3 separate regions of the Homo sapiens genome follow, and regions 1 and 2 are each linked to region 3. The links are chromatin contacts, found by Hi-C or POLR2A ChIA-PET in ENCODE. All regions are on one chromosome and are shown on one strand. Each heading gives the region's core, a stretch centred on a gene start or an enhancer-like site at or near the end of the contact. The rest is flanking DNA. Distances are from core to core; before and after follow the strand shown.

What was found. A loop is a pair of places that touch in the nucleus more often than their neighbours do. ChIA-PET counts read pairs that join two places held with the same protein, here RNA polymerase II (POLR2A). Pooled maps may share reads with other maps.
Region 1: a pooled map shows a loop between it and region 3 (4-fold over the local background). The contact joins the promoter of ELMOD1 here to the promoter of SLC35F2 in region 3. A Hi-C loop is called at or near these places in 8 of 50 pooled maps. POLR2A ChIA-PET finds 5 or more read pairs at or near these places in 3 of 52 experiments (CD8-positive, alpha-beta memory T cell, H1 and activated T-cell).
Region 2: a map of IMR-90 shows a loop between it and region 3 (20-fold over the local background). The contact joins the enhancer-like site here to the promoter of SLC35F2 in region 3. A Hi-C loop is called at or near these places in 1 of 168 maps with a recorded cell type or tissue (IMR-90) and 6 of 50 pooled maps. POLR2A ChIA-PET finds 5 or more read pairs at or near these places in 2 of 52 experiments (PC-9 and WTC11).

The regions. Positions count from the first base shown.
Region 1 is chr11:107,589,694-107,592,723 of GRCh38, reverse strand. ELMOD1 (ELMO domain containing 1) reads right to left here and starts at 1,577. Exons shown (of 12, transcript NM_018712.4): 1 at 1,315-1,577. RefSeq lists an enhancer at 1,075-1,134 and silencers at 1,385-1,524, 1,585-1,694.
Region 2 is chr11:107,543,867-107,546,585 of GRCh38, reverse strand. All of the region lies in intron 7 of ALKBH8 (alkB homolog 8, tRNA methyltransferase), which reads left to right. Among named protein-coding and RNA genes, the nearest start is that of ALKBH8, 21 kb to the left of the region's middle. Within about 2 kb of position 1,350, at least 4 of the 41 ENCODE cell types and tissues checked have a DNase peak (open chromatin) inside an H3K27ac peak, as active enhancers do.
Region 3 is chr11:107,857,471-107,860,170 of GRCh38, reverse strand. It overlaps SLC35F2 (solute carrier family 35 member F2), which reads left to right and starts at 1,384. Exons shown (of 8, transcript NM_017515.5): 1 at 1,384-1,513. The coding sequence starts at 1,404. LOC124902746 (a long non-coding RNA gene) reads right to left here and starts at 941. Exons shown (of 2, transcript XR_007062876.1): 1 at 517-941; 2 at 1-425. RefSeq lists a silencer at 1,259-1,568 and an enhancer at 1,789-1,858.

The DNA.
Region 1 (3,030 bases), core at 328-2,827, 270 kb after region 3:
GATGTCTTACAGAGAAGACATTTATTTCTTCTTCCTATGAAAAAGATTAAGATGAGAGAAATACCTCCCAATGTAGATACAAGAGTGTGCCTTTGGCAAAATACCAACTAAACTGACCCCCGAGAAAACTTCTGGGGGAGGGAATGACTAAGTCTGCTGTAACTACGTGTTGTCATAATAGGTTAATGAATTAAGACATTTATCCCAATACAAGCATACTACCTGCTTTCCACCATATTGGCAGCACCAGTTAAGGACGGTTGTCAAGCCACCGGCACAAAACGTATACATTGCAGAGATGCAGAACAATGCCTGGATGCCTGCCCAAAATTGGTCTCTCCAAATGACAGACTCAATTGATAGTACCAATCTACGGCCCACTGGGGGTTAGCAGCGTATTTTCCTAGGTGGTGGGGGAAAGGGATGAAATGTGGAAAGCTCAGGGCACTGTGCAGAGCAGAAAGGCTGACAACATATTCATTAAACTTGATCTGAAGCAAGTGAGCCCGTGAGGTCGTTCCTGAAATATTCATAAGATGTGTTACCGAACTCGCCGCTTAGAGGTTGAGCATAAACACTGAGTCAGAACAGCCCGTACCCACACTTGGAAAACAAAAAAAAGCACCCACAACAGCTCACCCCACCACCACACTCCACTGCTCTGCTTTTAACAGCCCCGTCAGCTGTCAGCTGTCACTCCCCACTCGGCTGTCCAATTCTACCTGCCCGGGAAAGAGATGCTCCAATATTGAAGTGCGGAGTTTCCCAGCAGTTGGAGGAGGCGCAGCTCAACAGCCCAGCCGACCGCTCCTCCCAGCTCGCTGCGCGGAGGACCCCACAGTCCGGCGGCCCCGCAGCCCGGCTGCCTAGCTCCTCCCTGGAGACCGAAGCCCACAAGGCAAGGGGTTCCCAGGGACCCAGACCAGCCCCTCGCCCCAGCCAGGCCGCCCTTGTCCCGCCTTCCATTTTGGCTCTGTCTGGGATCCCTTCCCCGAGCCCTCGGCGTTAGGTCGCTAGGCGACCTACGCCCGGGCCGAGATGCAAACAGCCTCTCGCGCCGACCTGCAGCCTCTCGGGTGTTAATTGGGAGGACAGGATAGAAGGGGAAATCACTGTCCTGGGTGACCCCGGAGCCCCTGCACCAAGGCAGAGTGCACTTTCATTCCCGTTCCCTCTCTGCCCCCGATGCTTAGCATTTCTGCTGCCTCCCAGGCACAGCGCAGCTTGCGTGATGCCTCGCGTCCTCGCCGCACCTCTCTCCTCCCCAAGGGCATTCGCCCCTACTCCCTAGGCTCCTCTGGGGTCGCCAATCACCTGGACTCTGGCGGCGGTAGGCTCAGCAGCTCCCGGCGCGCGGCGGCGTGGTCTTCATCTCCGCCTTCCCCAGGCGCTCCGGCTACGCGCTCCGCGGCGGCGAGCGACGCGCTCGGTCCCGGGCGCCGAGGCTGGACAGGGGCGGCCGCGGCTGCCGCACTGGCTGCGGGCGCGGAAGGGGCGGGGGCGGGGCAGGAATCTGGGTCGCGTGGAGCGGAGCAAGCCGGGATGCACCCGGGGCGGCTGGCGGCGAGGAGGCGACCGAGAGCAGCGGGGGAGGGCGTGCAGAGGCTTCCCTGGGAGCACGAAGCGGGCGGCTACTGAGCATGCCCAGTCCGGGAGCCGGGGGCGCGGGCGCGGTGCTGGGGGAGAGAGCGCGGCACCCAGTGCCGGAATCTGGGGGGAAAGGGTTAAATCTGCGGACCCCGCTGCTGTGGGAGGTGGCTGGTGTGGCCCAGTTTAATTGCTCCCGGGTGGCCTCCCTGGAGGAGCCCACGACAGGAAGATGGTGAACCTGAGATGACCTGTCAATGGGATTCCCAGACAGTCCGGGCAAGGTGTGTTCCCCGCCCTCTCCCTGGATAATTGTCCAGAAGTCAAACTTTGTTTTAGTTCAGCTCCAACCTCCCTCGTCTCACCGAGCACCCAGTGACTCTTCCAATCCTGATCCCCACCCTTCACCTGCCTTCCCGGGACTGCAGAACCCTATCCCTCACCCCAACCGGCAGCCCCCGCCTTTCCCACTCCTGGCCCAGTCGGGTCAGATTCTCAAAGAGCCAGCTCTTTAATTAGGTGTAATTGAGAGATCGTGTCAATCCTGCGAGGTCCATATCTGCATTTCAACAAGGGCTTTAGAAGCAATACCGTAACCCCGGGGTTAATTATAACAGGATGAATTATAGACACCCTCGTCCGGGGCTGTTTGGGGGAACATTGCTTCGTGGGGCCCCAGAAGCCACTTCATACAGACAGAGAGAGAGAGAGAGAGAGAGAGAGAGAGAGAGAGAGAGAGAGAGAGAGAGAGAGAGAGAGAGAGAGAGAGAGAGAGAGAGAGAGAGAGAGAGAGAGAGAGAGAGAAACCTGTGCCTTCCGGATTGCATTTCATGTTTGATGAAGAACGTTTTCTCCATAGCTAATCAAAAAAGTCTCTTTAATGAGGCCGCATGGGGTTGGGGAAAGACCAAATGAGCTTCGAGGTCGGCGCTTATTTTAGTTTCATTCATCACTCCAAGCCGGTTACCTGACCGTCTTGTGCCTCTGTTTCCTCACCTGTAAAACAAAGGGTGGTTAATACCTACCTCTGCGGGCTGTTGTGAGGATTACTTGGGCAGCTGGCGGCGCGGAGCAGCCTGGATACCAAAGCATCTGCCTGTCCCGCAGTGGATGTTCCCTGAATAAAAGTCTCTGCAGGTTCCACCTCCACTATTCTGTGTTTATGAAAAGTTGGGTTAGTGATAATCCTTAAATGCTGAACATTTATCTTATTTCCTCTTCACATTAAATGACCTTAAAGCCTTGACCTTTCTGATTTTTTTAATCATTGTTAAAAGCATTAGCCACTATTTACTTTTCTTTCTTTTCAGGGAGATATGAAGGATACCTCCCTGAATAAACGTCTTGGAAAAAGATAGACCTTTGGAGGGAAAAGCTTCTCGGGAGAGATTCATTAGGGATAGATTAATCCACCTGACAAAAGAATTTTACTCCATAGTCTTT
Region 2 (2,719 bases), core at 101-2,600, 310 kb after region 3:
GGCTCAGGTCGGTAATTTCATCAAGGAACCAACCAATTTCTTTCCATCTCAAATACTCAGTGCTCCCCTAACTGAGGATGAGCTTAGGGAAATATCCAAGGAGTAGGCTGCATCGGGTTATATGACAATAACATATACCTGTGAAGTCTACTAGGCTTTTGTTTTTAGGTAATCCTTCACTGATGAATTTGTCCTGCCGTAAATTGCAGCCTGCCTTTGCTGGCCAGGCATGTTTTGAGAGATGCCCTTGCTATAACCTTTTATGATAATAAACTAGTAATGTTGTTGGGCAGATAACTCAGTTCATCAAGTACCGTAAGAGTTGGTCAGCTGATAATGAAAATAACTATTTAATGTGCATCTCCCTAAAACCAATACCTAACTTCTATTATAAATAAGGAAGAAAACTTTTGATTAGGACTTATCTGGGAAAACGAAACTAAAATTTATGAAGATGATTTTTAAAGAAAAATTTTATTTAACAATTTTTAGGTTATATTACAACTATGTACTAATTTTTTAGAACAAAGAATGAGTCACGTGAACTTTGTTTTTGGTCTTGTTTTTCTGATAAAATATGGTAGCATGATAAAAATTCCTTTATTTGACTTTTATAGCTTGATTATAAAGAGTGCGTTGTTGTGTTATTTGCTTTATTTTTCTCTTCGTTGTGAAAGTCCTGACTCTGCCAGATTTTCAGATGTTTAATGGATTTGCATGTGATTTAAATGGTCCTCTGACATCCCTTTTATCAATTTCGGGAAGTCCATCTTTTGTGAGAATTGCAATTTCAATTAGTTTTGGGTTTGCATTGCACTGGCTAGTATTTATATAATCAACATTCACTGAAAGACTGACCAAAGGGATTACCATAATGGGCAGAGATAGCTGCTGATATTGAAGAGAGAGAGAGCTATTTGGGCAAGTACTAATTTTATGGAAGTCCGTTCATCAGTAAATATTTCTTATTATGATGACTTTTGCAACTCAGTGGGTGGGGATAATTGGATAGTTGGGTAGTAAAGACCCCATCTGCTGAATGTTTGCTATAGAAGGCCACGTCTTTCAGTATATTTCCTGCTCTCTTTCCAGGCTCATGCTTTCAGCAAATACCTGTTGAGTCCTGCCTGACTCCTATGTTGAGTCATAGGGTACTGAGTAAAAATTATTTATGCAGTATCTTGAAATACCTAGCTGAATGGGTTTTTTTAGTCATTGTTTTTTGTTTTGTATTCCCAGTCTGGTCAATCAGAATGACTCACAGGGTACTTCTGTTCTAAGAGTTTATTGTTTTAATGGACAAATGTTTCATTATTTTCAGATCTTTAGCACAAACTGGAAAAAACACCCAGACATTTTCTTTATACCACTTAAAACAACAATACAGTCTGGACCGCAGACATACTGGCTTCATCTCCAACCTCAAATTCAGCCCTCAATATTTGCCTATATAAGCAATGTTTACAGCCTCAGAAGCCAAACAATCTCTTCTTTTAGTTTTTATCTTGATTCCAGGCCCCATACTTTATTCTTATCTGAGAGTCCTTGGAATATTTTCATTTCCTGAAGTTCTGAAAAATGGATTGTCTCTGCTGTGTAGCTCCTCTCTCCTTTCTCTCATTCTTTATAGCTTATTTATGATTTTTTTACTCTGTCTCTGTAGTGCCTTTAGCATTAAAAAGATAGTGATCTACCATCCTGGTGGGTGTGTATTTCTCCTTCTTTGTGTGTGTGTGTGTGTGTGTGTGTGTGTGTGTGTGTGTGTGTGTGGTTTGTATCTAAAGCCATGGTGACTTCTGTATGGCTCTATATGTATATTGATGTAGATGTGGGAAAAGAGTGTAATTCTCATGTGGGTTCTTTAGTTGCATCATAGTATAATTAAAGTGGCATTGGGCCAATCTTCATTTTTCCTTTTATCCTGTGGGTCTCTAACATTCAAAACTTCTGGAGTAGACAAGTAGATCTGCTGGTTTGTGGGCCAGAAATAAATAAATGGTCTACCTTGTTTGATCATGTCATTTTTTATACATTGAATTCTATTTTTCACTTTTAAGCACTTTCCTTAGTAACTTAAGTTCTGAAGATTCTTCTATTTTTATGTAATTTTCTCATCTTTCAGGATCTCTTGGAAGCCAGCATTCTCTTTTGCATAAATTGGTCAAATAAGACTCAATGCTGACAGTTCTTAACAGGCACTCTTTATCTTTTTTCTGTGGAGTGGGAGCTTCTTTAGTCAAGCCCCTTCAATAAGGATAATGTCAAAGAAGTATACCTGTTTCAGCCAGCAGTCTGCTAACAAAGTCTGTTTCATGGCATGACATCATAAAATAGAACATGCTGCTGTATTTGGAGCCTTTGGAGTACTGATTCTTCCATCTTTTCAGTTAGAACTATGTGCATTTACTTTGTAGCAAGAAAGCAGCATTATATCACTCCATCTGGATTGTAGAACTAGAATAAAATTCAGAAAAATCAATAGAGTTCAGAAAACTACAGTAGAAGCCCGCTTAAGTGGTATAGATGAAACTACCAGTTGGCTGCACTTAAATTAGGGAATAGTCATAATAAAAGATATGTACATACTGCAGACATTTTAACACATATAAATTCACTCATCAATATTTTGTTGCGGGGCCAAAGTCTTTGCATCTGTGAGGGGCCACAGTCTGCTTTGTCTCTCCAATTTCATTTCTTTAAAGTGAAGCAAACGTTTAAA
Region 3 (2,700 bases), core at 135-2,634:
CGGATGACCACGTTCTTAGTTTCAAAGGTTTTTTTGAGGTTCCTGCAGCTGCTAAACTTGGGGTTCCTGAAGTAATATTTCATTTTCGAAAGCTGTTTTTTTTCTTAGACTCCTCTTACAGAATTGCCAGCTCGTCTGCACAGCCTGTCTATTTGAACCTACGTTTATTTTGACCCACCCCAACCCCCAAAGCAGGTGGCCAGGAAAAAATAAAAGGTCCCAACACCTTTTCTTTTGTTTTCTGGATCTCCTCCTTTCCGGAAGCAGGGGGTCAGTGACAGGAACTTTTCGACCCCAGCTTAGTGTCTCTTAATCCCTCTTTAGCCCGTGGAAGCCTCGGAAGGCGTGGCCAGGGCAGGGCATCCAAGCCGAGCGCCGGGGGTTGGCACCGTCTCTCTCCCTGGCACGGCGGAGACAACTGAATACTGAAAGACAAAACCAACACACCGCGAGGAATGAGCCACGCCTCCATCCACGCCACAAAGGCACGTTTCCAAGATCTTTTTAGGATCTTACCCATGTTTTGCAGGGAAAAGCGACACAGACCTGAAGCGCCTTCAGGTTTTTTTTTTTTTTTTTTTTTTTTTTAAGACGACGTCTCCCTCTGTTGCCCAGGCTGGAGTGCAAAGGCGCGATCTTGGCTCACAACCGCCGCCTCCTGGGTTCAAGCGATTCTCCTGCCTCAGCCTCTCGAGTAGCTGGGACTACAGGCACCCGTCACCACGCCCGGCTAATTTTTGTATTTTTAGTAGAGACGGGGTTTCACCATATTTCCCAGTCTGGTCTCGAACTCCTGACCTCAGGTGATCCACCCGTCTCGGCCTCCCAAAGCGTTGGGATTACAGGTGTGAGCCAACGCGCCCTGCCAGCCTTCAGTTATTTTAATGAAGCGATTTTGTACAAATCAGCCAGAGGGAGGGAGAGTGGGAGGGAAGAGGAGGGGTCAGCCAGTCCTTCCAGTTAGGAGAGTCCCGGCTCACTCACTGCTTCTAACTCACTGCTCACTCACCGCTTCTTAGCTTAGGAATCACCTACAATAACCTCGTGTCACTGTATCTTGTGATTTCAAACAAGGAACCCTAAAAACCTGAAGGCACACTGGGTGCCGCTCAACAATAAGGCTCGGCTGCCAAGACGAAAAAAAAATTGCCCTTTCTCCTCCTGCCACCCTGGAGGTGCCAGGTTGTAATCTGCAAATGTATTGTCTGGCCCTTAGGGCTTGACAGTTAATGATTGGTCGCTGAAGGAGCCGAGCGGAGGAGCGAGAGGGACGCGAGCAAGCGAGCGAGGGAGGGAGCGCAGGGCCAGAGCGGAGCCCCAGCCGGCCGCACAGGCACCGCCTCCCGTCTTCCGGGACCCGGCACTTCGGGGGTTTTGGGCGCCGGAGACGCGCAAGGGCGCCGATGGAGGCAGACTCGCCAGCGGGCCCCGGCGCCCCAGAGCCCCTCGCGGAGGGAGCGGCGGCCGAGTTCTCCAGCCTGCTGCGCAGGATAAAAGGCAAACTCTTCACCTGGTGAGTGGAAGGGGCGTGCTGCAGCTCCGCTGGGGCGTGGGGGCGGCTGCGGGCCCTGCGCGCACGTGGACAAGGAGCACACTCTCTGAGGCCCCCAGCAGGGAGGCAGAGGTGGCGGCCGCACGGACTTCGGTTCGGGGCTCAACACGCACACCAGGTATGGTGCGCTTCACCTGGCGTCGGGAAGCACTTGGTGCGTCTCCCTCGGCTCCCGTTTCGAAATCGTGGCGATGTATTTTGGAGGATTTGGGGGGAAACCCACCCTGTGGCACTATTAGGTCGGTCCTCTGGGGCGTTCCGCGGTGGAGGGACGAGGTCCCCGGGGATGCTGTGAAGGAGGAGTGCCCACCTCGGGCTGGGCAGGTGGGTGAGCGCCACTTCCTGGCGCCGGCGCCCTCATTCCATCTGCTGCCGAGCCAGCCAGACTGGGCGCGGTGATTCAAGAGTTGACCGAAGTGAGAAATCCTGGTTAAGTTTTGTGCTGCTGCCGGGTGGGAGACCAGAGCCGGCTCTCTCTTCCTGGGCCTGAGCGAGGTGATATAGCCACCCCCAGGGCTGGGGTCCAGGGAAGCCTGTTTGTGGTATCACTATGCTCTGTGCGAAGTAGGGACAAATGTTTTTAAGGAGTGGGCAGCGACTCTAGAAAGCGTTTCTGTGGTTGCTGGAGGACTTGCACTCTGGAAATGAGAGAACCCAGGACCTAAATAGTGAAAGACATTTATTGGGCACTCGCTCTGTGTCAGGTACTGTGCATAACAATTTATATGGATAATATCAGCTAATCCTCACCACTTTAGGAGATGGTACTATTGTTATATCCACTTTGCCGCTGGAGAAACAAAGAAGGCTAAGCAATTTGCCCAAGGCCACAAGATGATCTTTAAGGGGTGATGCGTTCAAGCCGTAGTCTAAACAGCGTTGGCCACTGACAACTCATGAAACAGATATTTGATTTTTTTTTCATATTAACAAAGCGAATTTCCCTTTAACGATTGTGAAAGATAGTCCTGAAAAGCCATACCATTTTAAAAACGAGATCGATAAAGGTGTAAGCATTTTTTATCATATAAATAGTTTGAAATTGATGCATGTGTTTAAAGGGGAAAGTTGGCCGAAAACCACCTTGTAGCATCCAGTTGTGTATGTCCTGATACATTTGTTAAAAGTTCTCAGCTGGGAGGCAATTC